Regions from separate parts of the Homo sapiens genome. Here region 1 is linked to region 2. Evidence: chromatin loops called from intact Hi-C (ENCODE). Cell type or tissue: chondrocyte. All regions are shown on one strand. Links, peaks and the distances in the headings refer to the core of each region. The heading gives the core; the rest is flanking DNA. Region 1 holds the start of MIR4421 (microRNA 4421). Region 2 overlaps FAF1 (Fas associated factor 1).

Region 1 (9,188 bases), core at 695-8,694, 130 kb before region 2:
TGTTAAAGGTTTGCCACAATGTGCCCACAGGAACTCTTAGCAAAGCCTGGGAGACTTATGGAGACTTATTTGTTCTAGACATTTGAGGAAATTTCTGCAATTCTTAGCTGATGACTAAGCAAACTGAGCAGATACTTCAGTGACCACACTTGAAAAAGGATAGAGACTTTATAGAATTAGTCCAGGAAAGTTACTAAGAAACAGCAACAACAACAAACAAAACAAATAAACAACCAGCAATATTAATAAACCCTGGGATGGGAGAGAGTCTGATTTCCATAGTTGTTACATTATATTATGTAAAATGACTATTTTCAACAGGAAATTATGAGACTCAAAGTAGGGCCCATATATTGGGAAAAAAAAAGCAGTTAATAGAAACTGTCCCTCAGAAAGCCTTGATGCTAAACTTACAAGGCCAAGTTGTTAAATCAGCGATATTAAATGTTTGAAGAACTAAAGGAAACTATGTATAAAGAACCAAAGGAAAGTATGAAAATGATATAAAACTTAAGAGAGAATATCAATAAAGAGATAGACATTTAAATAATTTCTTTTTAAATAAAACAACCAAATAGAAATTCTAGAGTCAAAAAGTACTGAAACAAAAAAATTCACTAGAGGGTTTCAAGAGCATATTTGAAAAAGAATCAGTGAACCTGAAGATAAACCAATTGAGAAAATCTGGTCTGAGAAAGAGAAAGAAAAAAAGATTAACAAAGATGAAGAGAACCTTGCAGATCTATAGGATACCATCAAGCATGCCAATCTATGCATAATGGTAGTCTCGGAAGAGAGAAAAAGGAGCAAAAAATATGCTTGACAAAATAATGGCCAAAAACTGCCAGCGTTTGATGAAAAACATTAATCTATACATCAAAGAAACTCAACAGACTCCAAGTATAGTTGACCCTTGAACAACATGGGTTTGAGCTGTTCAGGTCCACTTATATGGAACTTTTACTCACCTCTGCCATCCCTGAGATGGCAAGACCAACCCCTCTTTTTCCTTCTCCTCTTTAGCCTACTCAATGTGAAAACAGAGGGGATGAATTCCTTTCTGATTACCCACTTAATGAATAGTAAATATATTTTCCTTATTATTTTCTTTTCTCTGGCTGGCTTAATGGTAAAAATACAGTATATGATACTTATAACATTAAAAAAAGTGTTAATCAGCTGTTTATGTTGTCAGTAACATTCTGGCCAATAGTAGACTATTGGTAGTTAAGTTTTTGGGAAGTCAAAAGTTGTATGTGGATTTTTTTTCTACCCTCTTCTCACAGGTATGTATATGTGGATGTTTGACTAGTGGGGTCGGCACCCCAACCCCTCATGTTGTTCAAGGTTATACTGTAGTATAAATGCAAAGAGATGCACACCTATACACAACATAACCAACTGGAAAACCAAGGGCACAGAGAGTATATTGAAAGCAGAAAGACAGAAGCAGCTCATCATCTCTGAGGTATTCTTGATAAGATTAACAGCCAAATTCTTTCCAGTAACTTTATGAATATAAACTATTGTTATGAATATAGACTATCAGAATGATTCCAGCTCCATATAAAAATATTTATGGACCATGACAAAGTGGAATTTATTCCATGAATACAGGCTCAGCATACATTATCATATATCATATTAATAGAATAATGGACAAAAGCCAAACAGTCATGTCATAGATATGAAAAAGCACTTGAGAAAATTCAACACACTTTAATGATTAAAAAAACAAACAAGAAACCTGGAATAGAAGGAAACTTCCTCAGCCTGATAAAGGGCATCTATGAAAACACACTGCTAATGTCACTTTGTGGTGAAAGGCTTGAAAAAATTATCCCATCTTAGTCTGTGTTACTATTAATATAAAGGCATACCTGAGGCTGGGTAATTCATGAAGAAAAGAGGTTCATTTGTCTCACGGTTCTGCAGGCTGCACAAGAATCATGGCATTGGCATCTGCTTCTAGTGAAGGCTCCAGGCTGATTCCACTTATGGCAGAAAGTGAAGAGGAGCTGGTATATGCATATCATATGGTGAGAGAGGAAGCAAGAGAGAGACTAGAGGAGGTACCAGGCTTTTTTCAACAACCAGTTCTTGTGGGAACTAAAAGTAAGAACTCACTCTCGTGAGAATGGTACAGAGCTATTCATGAAGGATCCACCCCCACAACCCAAACACTCCTACCAGGCCCCATCTTTAACACTGGGGATCAGATTTCAACATGAGACTTGGCAGGGCCAAACAAATCATATTCAAACCATAGTACCACCTAAGATCAGGAATAAGACAAGGACGTTCACTCTTACCATTTATATTCAGTGTTGTACCAAGGGCTGCATACCCATCAGTCAGAATCCTTGTGTCATGGCATCCTCCAGGTGTCACTTTTCCAGTTGGAAACCTCTGTGGCCAGTGGTGCCTTTGCCAGAGTTTTGCTCAAGCCTGCTGGGCTTGTTCCACCCACTCGGCCTGGCAGGCTGCACTCAGCTCATGCTACTGGCCTGGCTCCCACACCTTCAAAGAATGATCCAGGCATGGAGAGGAGAGGGGTGCACAAGTAAGCAAGCATGGGGTCTGGCTGCTGCACACAGCCAAGCATTGGCTGCTGTGGTGGGGTGGGCAGTTCCAGGTGCCACCACAGGTGCTGGCTCTGTTCAAGCCTGTGGCTGGATCAGATGCACTATAAGTGGCTTCTGCTCTGGGCACTCACATCTGGACAAGGGGAACATGGTGGCACTTGGAAGCTCCAAGACACTAGAAACCACAGAGCCCCAAAGAGGGTGTCACAGCCCTGGCTGGGGGAGCCTGTGCATCTGAGCTCCCTGAAGGGCTGCAGCTCTTCTCTCCTTCTCATTGCCTGCAGTGTGACGAGTGGGGTGGAGGCAGGTGTTTTAGCTCTGTTTGTGTTATAGCACTTTCAGTCCCACCATTCAACAGGTCCTGAATTTTTGTCCTGTGTCCAGGAAGAATGAGGTATGCAGAAAACTGGAGGGTGAGCAAGGCAGAAAGGAACTTTCTTGAGCAAAAGAGTGACAGAACAGCTCTTGGGAGACCTGGAGTTGGTAGCTCCTTTCCACAGGCAGGTCATCCCAACTAGTTCAGCCCTCAGTAGAGAGGAGCCCCAGATTGGGTAGCTCCATTTCACAGGCAGGTCATCCTGACAAGTGTCCAGCTCTCTGGGGAGAGGAGACCTGGAGTGGGTAGCTCCTTTCCATAGGCAGTTAGTCCTGACGAGTGCATCCCTCAGCAGAGAGGAGACCAGAGTGGGCAGCTCCTACCTGCAGGCAGGTCATCCCAACAAGTGTCCAGCTCTCAGAAGAAAGGACACCTGGAGTGGATAGCTCCTTTCTGCAGGCAGGTAGTCCTGACGAGTGCAGCCCTCAGCAGAGAAGAGACCCAGAGAAGGTAGCTCCTAGCTGCAGGCAGGTTGTCCAGATGAGTGTCCAGCTCTCAGGGGAGAGGAAACCCAGAGTAGGTAGCTCCTTTCCACAGACAGGTTGTCCCAACAAGTGTTCAACTCTCAGCAGAAAGGAGACCCAGAGTGAGTAGCTCTTTTCCACAGGCAGGTCATACTGACAAGTAGAGGAGACCTGAAGTGGGTAGCTCCTTCCTGCAGCTGGTAGTCCTGACATCTGTATGAGTCTAGCTAGGTAACATAGTTTTTATGGGCTCAGAAAGGAAGAAGTGTGTTCTGATTGGCCCATGGGTGGCCATGGGCGGGCCTGGAAAAAGCACCATAAGTTCTCACTCCAGGCCGCAGACTCCACCTGGAGCTGACAGCCCAGCCCCCAGGCTTCATGCCATCCATGGCTTGAAGGTTGCGTTTCACTGGGAACCTGCCCCTTTCTGCCCAGGAGCCTGTCTGCCTCCTGTCACCATCAACATGTTGTCCATGCCGCCCAGGCTGTTCATGCTGAGGTTTGCCTACAGGCCCACACTGAGCCACCCTGAGCAACCCCTTGGTCTCCCTCTTGTGCTCTTCAGTTCCCAAAGTCTGGATGGCCTGAGACAGCAGGGGGCTGGCATGTCAGCACTGCCCTGAGTGCTTGGGTACCCAGCTGGGTCACAACAGTGCCTGGGCTCTGCCACAACTTTGCTCTGCCCCAGAGTGGGGGCCAGGAGCAGGGAGAGGCCAGGCAGTGGGAGCAGGCACTTTCAAGCCTACGGGAACAAAGGGCTTCCGGGGCCCCTGAGACCTCAGGGATGCCTGGGTCTGTGGCTACAGCTGAGAAGCTGCAGCTGTGCCTGGGAGCATGTGGCTCCTGCTCCACTGACTTGTTAGGGGGTGGGGCTCCCACCTGTTCCCGGCACCCGTGGGCTCAGCAGAGTGTGCAGCCCCAGTTGTGCTTCCCCTGCTGAAGCCGGCATCTTCACAGTGGCTACTCCAGACAGGCCACTGCTGCCATCACTTGCACCAACCTGTAGGTGACAGTCTTCCTCCATGAAGCCAGTTCATATGCTCTAGAAGTTACTCCTCCATGAAATATGCAAAGAAACAGCCCAAGGCTACAAGAAATACGCACACACGAAATCAAAGAAACAGGACACCACCAAAGGAACACAATAATTTTCCAATAACCAACCCCAAAGAAATGGATATCTATAAATTGCCTTCCAAACAATTAGAAATAATTGTTTTTAAAGAAGTTCAGCATGCAATAGGAGAACACAGTTGGACAACTCAGTGAAAACAGAAAAAGAGTCTACGGCCATACCACCTCGAACATGTCTGATTTCATCTGAAAACAGAGAAAGAATACATGAACAATACAAGAAGTTCAACAGGAAGGTAGAACTTATAAAAAAGAACCAGGCTGGGAGTGGTGGCTCACACCTGTAATCCTAGCACTTTGGGAGGCCAAGGTAGGCGGATTGCCTGAGCTCAGGAGTTTGAGACCAGCCTGGGCAACACAGTGAAACCCCATATCTACTAAAATACAAAAAATTAGCTGGGCATGGTGGTGTGCACCTGTAATCCCAGCTACTCAGGAGACTGAGACAGGAGAATCACTTGAACCTGGGAGGCAGAGGTTGCAGTGAGCTGAGGTCATGCCACTGCACTCCAGCCTGGGTGACAGAATGAGACTCCAACTCAAAAAAAGAAAAAAAAAAAAAAAAGAAAAAGAAAGAAATTCTGGAACCAAAAAACCTAATGACTGATATTAAAAACACAATAGAGAACTTCAAAAATAGACTTTATTGAGCAGAAGAAAGAATTTGTGCCCTTGAAGACAGGTTATTTGAAATTATCCAGTCAGAGGAGAAAAAAGAATGAAAAAGAGTGAAGAAAATTTATAGGACTTATGGGACACCATCAAGCAAACCAATATGTGCATAATGAGAGTACTAGAAGAAGAAAAGCAAGAGAAAGAGGTAAAAAGCTTTTTTAAAGAAATAATGGGTTAGGTGCAGTGGCTCATGCCTGTAATCCCAGCACTTTGGGAGGTCGAGGCAGGTGGATCACCTGAGGTCAGGAGTTAAAGACCAGCTTGGCCAACATGGTGAAACCTTGTCTCTACTTAAACTACAAAAATTAGCCAGGTGTGGTGGCAGGTGCCTGTAATTCCAGCTACTCGGGAGGCTGAGGCAGGAGAATGACTTGAACTTGGGAGGCAGACGTTGCAATGAACTGAGATTGTGCCACTGTACTCCAGCCTGGGTGACAGAGCAAGACTACTTCTCAAAAAATTATAATAATAATAATGATAATAAAATAAAATAAAGAAGTAATGGCTGAAAACTTCTCAAATTTTGAGAGGGAAATGGATATCCAGATTCATGAAGCTTACAGGTTTTCAAAGAGGATCAATTCAAGACTATACCAAGGTACATTTTAATCAAATTGTCTAAAATAAAGGACACTGAAAGAATTTTAAAGCTGCAAGAGAAAAGTAATGCATCACATATAGGGAATCACCATAAGACTATCAGTGGCTTTCTCATCAGAAACCTTGCATGCCGAAGAGAATGGGATGATATATTGAAAGAACTGGAAAAAAAAAACTACTTACCGTGAATCTACATCTGGCAAGATTATCCTTTAAAAATGAAGGGGAGATGAATTCTTCCTTAGACAAACAAAAACAAAGGGAGTCTGTCACTACTAGCCCAGCCGTAAAAGAAATGTTTAAAAGAGTTATTTCTTCAAATTGAAATGAAAACACACTAAATAGTATAATGAAAACATATAAAAGCATAAATATTATGAGTAAAGGAAAATATATGGACAAATATAGTTAATATAAAACTATAATGGTGGGGCCTAACTTACTTTTAACCCTAATATAAAAATTAAAAGATAAAAATTTGTCAAAGGATACACAATATAAAAGGCAACAAACTGACTACAAGAACACAAAGTGTAGGGGTGGGGAGTAAAAATGTAAAACGGTTTTTGGTTTTGGTTTTTTTTAGAGACAAGGTCTTACTACATTGCACAGGCTGGTCTCAAACACCTCACTTCAAGCAATCCTCCTGTCTCAGCCTCCCAAAGCACTGGGATTACAGGTGTGAGCCACCATGCCTGGCCAAAAGTATAAAGGTTTTGGATGTGATTGAAATAGTTATAAACTTAAAAATAGATGGTTAGAAATACAAGATATTTTTCATAAGCCTCAAGTTAACCACAAAGAATAAAATCTGTAACAGATACAGAAAACATAAAGAGATGAGAATCAAAGCAATCACTATAAAACATCAAATAACAAACGAATATAATAAGAGAGGAAGAGAGGGGCAATATAACTGCAAAAGACACAAACCAGTTAACAGAATGGCAATAGTAGTCCTCAGCTATCACTAATTACTTTAAATGTAAATGGATTAAACTCACCAATTAAAAGGCATAGAGTGGCTGTGTAATTTGAAAGAACAGGATCCAATGGTATGTTGTTTATAAGAGACTGATTTTAGAGTTAAAGACACATATAGACTAAAAGTGAAGAGATGAGAAAAGATTTCTCACGCAAATGGTAACCAAGGATACGCAGGGTAACTATACTTATGTTAGACAAAACAGATTTTAGTTTAAAGCTGCCTGCAGAGACAAAGTCTTGATATAATTATAAAAAGATCATTTCAACATGATTATGTAACAATTATAAATATGTATATACTGAACAAAGAGCATCTAAATATATAAAGCAAATGTTGACAGATCTGAAGGCAGAATTTGACAGTAACATGATAATAGTAGAGGATTTCAATACTCCACTTATAATAATGTACAGAATATCAAAAAAGAAACAGAAAACACTATAAAACAAATGATCCTAACAGATATATAAAGAAATTTGCACCCAACAACAGAAGATTATCCACTTTTCTCAAGCATACATGGAACATTCTCCAGGATAGATCATATGTTAGATTACAAAACAAGTGACCTAATTTAAGAAGATTGGAATTATTCCAAGTATCTTTCTGGACCACAAGGGATGAAAGTAGAAATCAATAATCTTAAGAAAATAGGAAAAATCACAAACACATAGAAACTCAACAACAAACTCTTGAACAACTCTTGGGTCAAAGAGGAAATCAACGGGTAATTTTAAGAGTATCTTGAGGCTAGAAATGATGGCTCACATCTATAATCCCACTGCTTTGGGAGGCCAAGATGGGAAAATTGCTTGAGACCAAGAGTTTGAGGCTAGCCTGGGCAAAGAAAAAAAAAAAAAAAAAAAAAAAGAAAGAAAGAAAAGAAAGAGAGAAAGAAAGGGAAAAAAAAGAGAAAAACAGTAGAACATACCAAAATTTATAGGGTGCAGCAAAAGCAGTACTAAAAGGGAAGTATATAGTGATAAATGCCTACATTAAAAGAAGAAAGAAGGCCGGGCACAGTGGCTCATGCCTGTAATCCCAGCACTTTGGGAGGCCGAGGTGGGAGGATCACTTGAGGTCAGGAGTTTGAGACCAGCCTGGCCAACATGGCAAAATCTCATCTCTACTAAAAATACAAAAAATTAGCCAAGCATGGTGGTGCGTGCCTGTAATCCCAGCTACGTGGGAGGCTGAGGCAGGAGATCACTTGAACCTGGGAGGTAGAGGTTGCAGTGAGCCAAGATCATGCCACTGCACTCCAGCCTGGGTGACAGAGCATGACTCAGTCTCAAAAAGAAAGAAATAGAAAGAAAAAGAAAGAAAGAAAGAAAAGAAAGAAAGAAAGAAAGGAAGGAAGGAAGGAAGAGAAAGAAAGAAGGGAGGGAGGGAGGGAGGGGAGAGAGGGAGGGAGGAAGGGAGGAAGGAGAAAGATCTCAAATAAGATATTACACCTCAAAGAACTAGAAAAAGAGCAAACTAAGCCCCAAATTAGTGGAATAAAGGAATTAATAAAGATCAAAGAAGAAATAGAGAATATATTTATTTATTTGTTTATTTTTTTGAGACAGAGTCTCACTGTGTCACACAGGCTGGAGTGCAGTGGCATGATCCCGGGTTCAAGTGATTCTCGTGCCTGAGCCTCCTGAGTAGTTGGGATTACAGGTGCCCACCAGCATGCCCGGCTAATTTTTGTATTCTTAGTAAGAGACGGGGTTTCACCATGTTGGTCAGGCTGGTCTCGAACTCCTGACCTCAGGAATTGATTCCTGCTGGGATTACAGGCATGAGCCACTAGGCCTGGCCTCAAATAGAGAATTTTATAAGCAAGAGAAAAGATTCCATAAGACTAAGAGTTGGTTTTTTGAAAACAAAAAATCAACAAAAAATCTCAGTCTTTGCTAGACTGAGAAAAAAGAAAAAAAACTCAAATAAACCAGAAATAAGAGAGGACGCATTGCAAAGAGTGCCTCAGAAATAAAAAGAATCGGCTGAGCATAGTGGCTTACGCCTATAATCCCAGCACTTTGGGAGGCCAGGGAGGGTGGATCACTTGAGGTCAGGAGTTCGAGACCAGCCTGGCCAACATGGTGAAACCCCATCTCTACTAAAAATACACAAATTAGCCGAGTGTGATGGCACATGCCTGTAATCCCAGCTACTTGGGAGGCTGAGGCATGAGAATTGCTTGAACCCAGGAGGTGGAGGCTGCAGTGAGCTGAGATCATGCCACTGCATTCCAACCTTGGTGATGGAGTGGGACTGTCTCAAAAAAAAAAAAAAAAAAAGAATCATAAGGGACTATTATGAACAATTTAATTATATGCCAATAAACTATAACTTAGAAGATTAGAACCATATACCCT
Region 2 (8,000 bases), core at 1-8,000:
CTAGGGCAGTGGGGAAGGGAAATGTGGGGTCAGAGCCTCCACACAGAGTCCCTGCTAGGTCACTGCCTAGTGGAGCTGTGAGAAGAGGGCCACCATCCTCCAGATCCCAGAATGGCAGATCCACCAACAGCTTCACCCTGTGCCTGGAAAAGCTGCAGACACTCAGTGCCAGCCTGTGAAAGCACCTAGAAGGGAGGCTGTACCCTGCAAAGCCACAGGCGCGGAGCTGCCCAAGACCATGGGAACCCACCTTTTGCATCCGTGTGACCTGAATGTGAGACCTGGAGTCAAAGGAGATCATTTTGGCGCTTTAAAATTTAACTGCCCCGCTGGATTTCACACTTGAATGGGCCCTGTAACCCCTTTGTTTTGGCTAATTTCTCCCATGTAGAATGGCTGTGTTTACCCAATACCTGTACCCTCATTTTATCTGGGAAATAACTAGCTTGCTTTTGATTTTAGAGGCTCATAGGTGGAAGGGACTTGCCTTGTCTCAGATGAGACTTTGGACTGTGGACTTTTGGGTTAATGCTGAAATGAGTTACGGCTTTGGGGGACTATTGGGAAGGCATGATTGGTTTTGACATGTGAGGACATGAGATTTGGAGGGGCCATGGGTGGAATGATATGGTTGGCTGTGTCCCCATCCAAATCTCAACTTGAATTTTCGTCTCCCAGAATTGCCACATGTTGTGGGAGGGACCCGGGGGGAGGTAATTGAATCATGGGAGTCAGTCTTTCATGTGCTATTATTATTATTATTATTCCCAGAATTGCCACATGTTGTGGGAGGGACCTGGGGGGAGGTAATTGAATCATGGGAGTCAGTCTTTCATGTGCTATTATTATTATTATTATTATTATTATTATTATTATTATTTATTTATTTATTTTTGAGACAGAGTCTTGCTCTGTCACCCAGGCTGGAGTGCAGTGGCACGATCTCGGCTTACTTCAAGCTCTGCCTCCCTGGTTCACGCCATTCTGCTTCAGCCTCCTGAGTAGCTGGGACTACAGGCGCCTGCCTCTATGCCTGGCTAATTTTTTTGTTGTTGTTGTATTTTTAGTAGAGATGGGGTTTCACTGTGTTAGCTAGGATGGTCTCAACCTGCTGATCTCGTGATCCACCCGCCTCAGCCTCCTAAAGTGCTGGGATTACAGGTGTGAGTCACTGCGCCCACCCACGTGCTATTCTTGTGATAGTGAATAAGTCTCTTGAGATCTGATAGGTTTATCAGGGATTTCTGCTTTTGCTTCTTCCTCATTTTTCTCTCACTGCCACCATGTAAGAAGTGCCTTTCACCTCCTGTCATGATTCTGAGGCTTCCCCAGCTATGTGGAACTGTAAGTCCAATTAAACCTCTTTTTGTTTCCAGTTTTGGGTGTGTCTTTATCAGCAGCGTGAAAACAAACTAATACATATGCTCAACCCTAAAGAATGCAGATAAGAAAGTATAACAATAAGAAAGTATAAACAATGCAGATAAGAAACTATAACAATAAGAAAAACAATTGGAACAGATTGAAAACAAAATAAAAGAACCAAGATAGTAAACTGAGAACCAAGATAGTAAACTTACAGTAAACTACTGCCATATCAGTAATTACATTAAATGTAAATAGGGTAAATAGTAATCAAAAGGTAGAGACCATCAGGTTGGATGAAAATTAAATATTGATCTATATTTCGTATAAGAGAAGCATCTGGAATATAAAGATGCTTCTCTAGGTTGTAAATAAAAGGATGGACAAACAATATATCATGTAGACACTAATCATAACAAATCTGCTGTAATTAATTAATAATGTTAGACTAAGACTTCAAGTTAAGGAGTATTACTAAAAATAAAGAAGTTCTGGCACACAGTTTTTCTGCTTTCTAACCCTAGTTAAGTTATATTGCCTTCTTTAGTTTTCTTATTGTAAAATTGGGCTATTTGGTGCTTTACCTACTTTTTTTTCTTTTTTGAGACGGAGTCTTGCTGTCTCCCAGGCTGGAGTGCAGTGGCACGATCTCGGCTCATTGCAAGCTCCACCTCCCGAGTAGCTGGGACTACAGGCACCCGCCACCATGCCTGGCTAATTTTTTGTATTTTTAGTAGAGACGGGGTTTCACTGTGTTAGCCAGGATGGTCTCGATCTCCTGACCTCGTGATCCACCCGCCTTGGCCTCCCAAAGTGCTGGGATTACAGGCTTGAGCCACTGTGCCTGGCCACCTGCATTATTATTAATCCTTACAGCAGCTTTGCAAGATTGTTGTTATTACCATTGTATGAGTGAGAACACTGAGACTCAGAGAGGTTAATAACTAAAGTCACAGGGCTAGTTAAATGGTAAAACTGCATTTGAAGCTAGTTGTGCTTTGAGTCAGAGCTTTTTTTCCACTACACATTGTTTCCTGCCAATATACCTTCCTGAATAGTACTGTACCCTAAACTTTGCTGCTGTATAAACACACCTACTTGGAAGAACTCTCCTGAGGTCACCTGCTTAGCTCATTATGCCCTTTTGGAATCCATTCTTCTTTAAAACAAAAGAACCAAGATGTATTAAAATGTCATTAACAGGCTGTAATTGAGAATTTCCCACTTTGGCATTATGATTTTACTACTTATCAGTACATTTCAAAGATATCCCTCTCTTGAAATGCTTTGTTAACTACACCCCCAGATTACCCTAAATAAATGTTAATTTGCTAACATTTTGGTTAAGCTAAATGAAAAAAATGAGTGGCATAGATCATTGGAGTCTACTTGGAAAAAAGAAGGTATTTGCATCTTGGTGCTTAATTCTTTATGCGATAAATTGCCTAATATATGTTATTTGCTTTTTAAGAGTTGTAGACTGTAAATTACTGACAATTTGTATAGCGTTACATTATATTTGTAGCTTCTGGTAAGACAGAATACTTATAAGTTATAGCTTATAATAATTATAAAAAAGCTAAGTATGGTTTGTGTTCCTTTAAATAATCTTATAAATCTTTAGATGTACTTTGTTACCTGAATAATTGTGAATCGTGGGGGCAGGAGCCACATCTTTTTCCCACTATATTTCCAGACCCTAACACTATGCCTGGCACATGATAGACATTCAATGAATATTTTTGGCAGTTTTATTATTTCCTGAAAGTCTTGTGTGAAAACTAGCATGTAATGAAATTCCCAAGATGTGTTAAATGTTTGCTCCCTCTTGTGGATAGAAAAGATAATGTAAGCTCTTACAATGAATCTATTCTCTAGTTTTTGTTACCAAAAGATATAATATAAACAGTGTGTAAAATTTAGGGAAATTTTTATTTTTTTGAAGGGATCTGAATACAATTTTATCAACCAAAGATCTTTTAGTTCACATATATTCATAAAACATGCATTAATTCTTGCTCAAGTATCATTTTTTAAAACTATCCAGGATAAAATTTATATACTAGTACTCAATGTAGAACTTAAATAGCACTGTTTTGGGAGCCCACTCCTTCTGCTTTCCTATGTATAAATTGTATGAATGATGAAAGAACTTTCTGTTTTAATTCTGTTAATAAAACTCTATTAAATATTGTGGGATATACTTTGAGAGTATTATTAAACACATCATTTCCTAATAATTCAAAACATTTTTTATTTTGATTAAAAAAAGAATCATTTTGCTAGCCTTCCCAGTTTTTTTTTCTTTTCTTTCTTTTTTTTTTTTTTTTTTGAGACAGTGTCTTGCTATGTCACCCAGGCTGGGGTACAGTGGTATGATCTTGGCTCACTGCAACCTGTGCCTCCTGAGCTCAAGCAATCCTCCCATGCAGCTGGCACCACAGATGCACGCCACCATGCCTGGGTATTTCTTTGGATGTTTAATAGAGATGGGGTTTCACCGTGTTGGCCAGGCTGGTCTCGATCCCCTGAGCTCAGCTTAGCCTCCCAAAGTGCTGGGATTACAGGCATGCGCCACTGTGCCTGGCCAGCCTTCCCTAGTTTTTTTTTTTTTTTTTTTTGAGGTGGAGTCTCGCACTGTTGCCTGGGCTGGAGTCCAATGGCGTGATTTCGGTTCAGTGCAACCTCCACCTCCCAGGTTCAAGCGATTCTCTTGCCTCAGCCTCTCGAGTAGTTGGGATTACAGGCGCCCGCCATCATGCTCGGCTGATACTTTGTATTTTTAGTAGAGATGGGGTTTCACTATGTTGGCCAGGCTGGTCTCGAACTCTTGACCTTGTGATCCGCCCACCTTGATCTCCCAAAGTGCTGGGATTACAGGCATGAGCCACTGCGCCTGGCCGCCTTCCTCAGTTTTTAAATACAGAACACCTATTTTCTTTTAAGTGTGATATTTTTATTCTAAAGAATTAATGCCGCTGAGACTAAAAGCAGCTGGGCTTTGGAAATGCTTTGACATGTAGAATAAATCTTTTAAACAAAGGTATAGATTCTTGACGTTCTTTTCTCCATATACTCAAGAGACTTTCATATTACTTTCTTAGACTTTTCCATTCTATTATTTATAGTAGAAGTTGACTTTCATTTTGAGGCCACTTTTGAAATAGAACCAATATTTTTGCCATTTCAGAAAAATTGTCGTCTGTGTGCCAAAGACAGAGAGCATGCAGTAAAAGTGCACCATAGCATGGATGTTGGACTCAAGCAGGGCTCACTTACTAGGCAGGTGACTTGTTCCTGAAAACCAGTCTGGCTGTGAACATCATCCAGATCCTCACCTCAGCAAAATCACAGTCTGTCATTAACTGAAGCAAATGAAAATTCTAAACTTTATGAGGGCATAATACTCAGCAAAGAACACAAATCCTAACAGTATAGTTTGAATTTGCACAACATGAACACATCCATATAAACAACTCTTTGGTTAAAAGAACAGAATATGTAACGAGTAGAAAAAAGAAAAAGAGGAGATTAGGGCACATAGAGACACAAGGAAGAACAATGTGAACACAGGGAGGAGACAGCCATCAACAAGCCAAGAAGAGAGGCCCCAGAAGACACGCAAACTGCTGACACCTTGATATTGGATTTCTAGTCTCAGAATTGTAAGAAAAAAAATTTGTTTAAACAAATGAAAAAGAAGAATATAATCAGAGTTCCAGAAGCCTCCTTCTTCCATTCAATTACCCCTCACCTTTCAGCATAACTTAGTACATTGACTTCTGACATTACACATATGTTAGTTTTGCCAGTTTTAAAACTTTATGTATATGAAACCACACAGTAAGCTTTTATTTTTTTTGGAGACAGGGTCTCACTCTGCCGCCCAGGCAGAGTGCCATCTTGGCTCACTGCAACCTCAGCCTCCCAAGTAGCTGGGACTACAGGCACATGCCACCATGCCCGGCTCATTTTTTGTCATTTTAGTAGAAACGGGGTTTCAACATGTTGGCTAGGCTGGTCTCGAACTCCTGACCTCAAGTGACCCACCCGCCTCGGCCTCCCAAAGTGCTGGGATTACAGGTGTGAGCCACCACGCTTGGTCCCCATGCAGTAAGCTTTAAAAAAAAAATTCTGGTAAAATATACATAACATAAAATTTACCCTTTTTGCCATTTTAAACATACAGTTCAGTGGTATTAAGTACCCTCACATTGTTATGTGGCATCACCACCACTCATCTCTAGAACGTTTTCATCTTCCCAAACTCTATTGATTAAACGTTAACTCCCTATTCCCCTTTCTGCTTCTAAACATTAACTCCCCATTCCCCTTTCTGCTTCTGTGAGTTTGAGTACTTATAGACGTGGAATTATTTAGTGTTTGTTCTTTTATGTCTGGCTTGTTTCACTTAACATAGTATTTTTAAGTTACATCCGTTTTATAGCATGTGTCAGAATTTCTTGCCTTTTTAAGGAGCAACAATACTCTGTTGTGTGAACATACTACATGTTCTTTATTTATGGATGGACATTTGAGTTGTTTATACATTTTGGATATTGTCAACAATGGTACTATGAACATGGGTGGATAAATATGTCTTGACTCCTTGCTTCCTTAAAAGTCTTTTGGGTACATAACCACAAGTGCAGTTACTGGATCATACGGTAATTTTTTCCCTTGTATTTTTAGTTTACATGTAATAATTGTGTATACTTATGGGATACAACTGATGTTTTCATAAGAATATGCAATGTGTAGTGATCAAATCAGAGTAATTAGCATATCCTTCACCTTAAACTTTTTTTTTTTGTTGAGAACATTTAAAGTCTGCTTTTTTATCTTTTTGAAAATATACAATAAATTATAGTTAACCATGTCACCCCACAGCGCTGTAGAACACCAGAACTCATTCCTCCTATCTAGCTGTAATTTTATATGTTAACCAGGTTCTCCCCATTCTCCCTCTCACTGCCCTTCCCAGTCTCCAATATCTACAGTTGTATACTCTAATTCCATGAGCTCAGAATTCTTTTTAGCTCCTACATATGACTGAGAGCATGTATTTATCTTTCTGTGCCTTATTTAGTTTAACATAGTATCCTCCAGGCTTATCCATGTTGCTGCAAGTGATAGGATTTCATTATTTTTCTTTGTAGTTTTGTTTGTTTGTTTGTTTTTTATGTTTAGAGACAGGATCTTTCTGTTGCCCAGGCTGGAGTGCAGTAGTGTGATCATATGCTTCAGTAATGTTAAACTCTGGGGCTTAAGCGATCCTCCCCCCTCAGTCTCCCGAGTAACTGGGATTACAAGCATGTATCACCACATCTGGCTAACTTGTTTTACTTTTTATAGAGATGGGGTATTGCTATGTTACCCAGCCTGGTCTTCAACTCCTGGCCTTAAGCGACCCTCCTGCCTCAGCCTCCCAAATCACTGGGATTACGTGCATGAGGCACACTACATCTGGCCCAATTCCATTCTTTTTCATGGAGGAATAGTATTCTATTGTGTATATAAACCACATTTTTCTTTATCCATTTGCCTGTTGATGGACATTTAGGCTGACTCCATATCTGGGCTATTATGAATAGTGCTGCAATAAACATGGATGTATAGGTATCCTTTTGATGTTGATTTCCTTTCCTTTGGATAAATACCCAGTAGTGTGATTGCTGTATCATATAGTAGTTCTATTTTTAGTTTTTTGAGAAAGTGCAACACTGTTTTTTATAGTGACTATACTAATTTATATTCCCACCAACAGTGTATGAGTTCCCTTTTCTCTGCATCCTTGCCAGCATTTGTAATTTTTTGTCTTTGATAATAGCCATTCTGAGCGGGGTGAGATAATATTTGTTGGCCATTTCTATGTCTTCGTTTGAGAAATGTCTGTTCAGATCTTTGACCCACTTTGTAGTAGTGGGATTTTTTTTTTTTTGGTGCTAAGTTTGAATTCCTTGTATATTCTGGTTGTTAGTTCTTTGTTAGTCAAACGATTTGTAAGTATTTTCCTATCTACAGGTTATCTCTTAACTGTGTTGATTGTTTCTTTTACCGTGGAGAAGCCTTTTAGTTTAGTACAGTCCCATTTGTCTATTCTTGTTGTCTGTGTTTTTGTCCTGACGTGATTCCACCCAGCAGTTTTATAGTTTTGAGTCTTACATTTAAGTCTTTAATCCATTTTGAGTTAATTTTTGTATGTAGTGATAGATAGGGGTCTAGTTTCATTCCTCTGCATATGACTATCCATTTTTCTTAGCACCATTTATTGAAGAGACTGTTGTTTTCCCAATGTGTATTCTTAGCACTTTTGCTGAGTATCAGTTGGCTAAAAATATGTGGATTTATTAATATTTTTAATTTCAAGGTTCTCTGTTCTGTTGGTCTATGTATCTGTTTTGTTTTGTTATGTTTTTTGAGATGGAGTTTCATTCTTGTCACCCAGGCTGGAGTGCAATGGCACGATCTCAGCTCACTGCAGCCTCCGCCTCCTGGGTTCAAGTAATTCACCTGCCTTAGCCTTCCGAGTAGCTGAGATTACAGGTGCCCAACACCACACCCAGCTAATTTTTGTATTTTTTGGAGAGACAGGGTTTCATCATGTTGGCCAGGCTGGTCTTGAACTCTTGAAC

Evidence for each region. Peaks named below come from ENCODE experiments on the same cell type or tissue, not always from the same donor. Only the 100,000 strongest peaks of a DNase experiment are listed, where the experiment ranks them.
Region 1: a loop joins it to region 2, with 2.3 times the contacts of the local background. A loop is called at or near these places in 6 of 110 quality-filtered maps.

The regions. Positions count from the first base shown.
Region 1 is chr1:51,054,195-51,063,382 of GRCh38, reverse strand. MIR4421 (microRNA 4421) reads right to left here and starts at 3,546; the gene lies at 3,478-3,546. MIR6500 (microRNA 6500) reads right to left here and starts at 3,365; the gene lies at 3,280-3,365. In chondrocyte, for the core only: CTCF peaks have their summits at 4,247 and 4,447; DNase peaks (open chromatin) are centred at 3,873 and 4,261.
Region 2 is chr1:50,924,769-50,932,768 of GRCh38, reverse strand. The region is part of intron 1 of FAF1 (Fas associated factor 1); the gene reads left to right. Among named protein-coding and RNA genes, the nearest start is that of FAF1, 31 kb to the left of the region's middle. In chondrocyte, for the core only: CTCF peaks have their summits at 2,983 and 3,200 (motif pointing left); no DNase peak of the experiment used is centred there.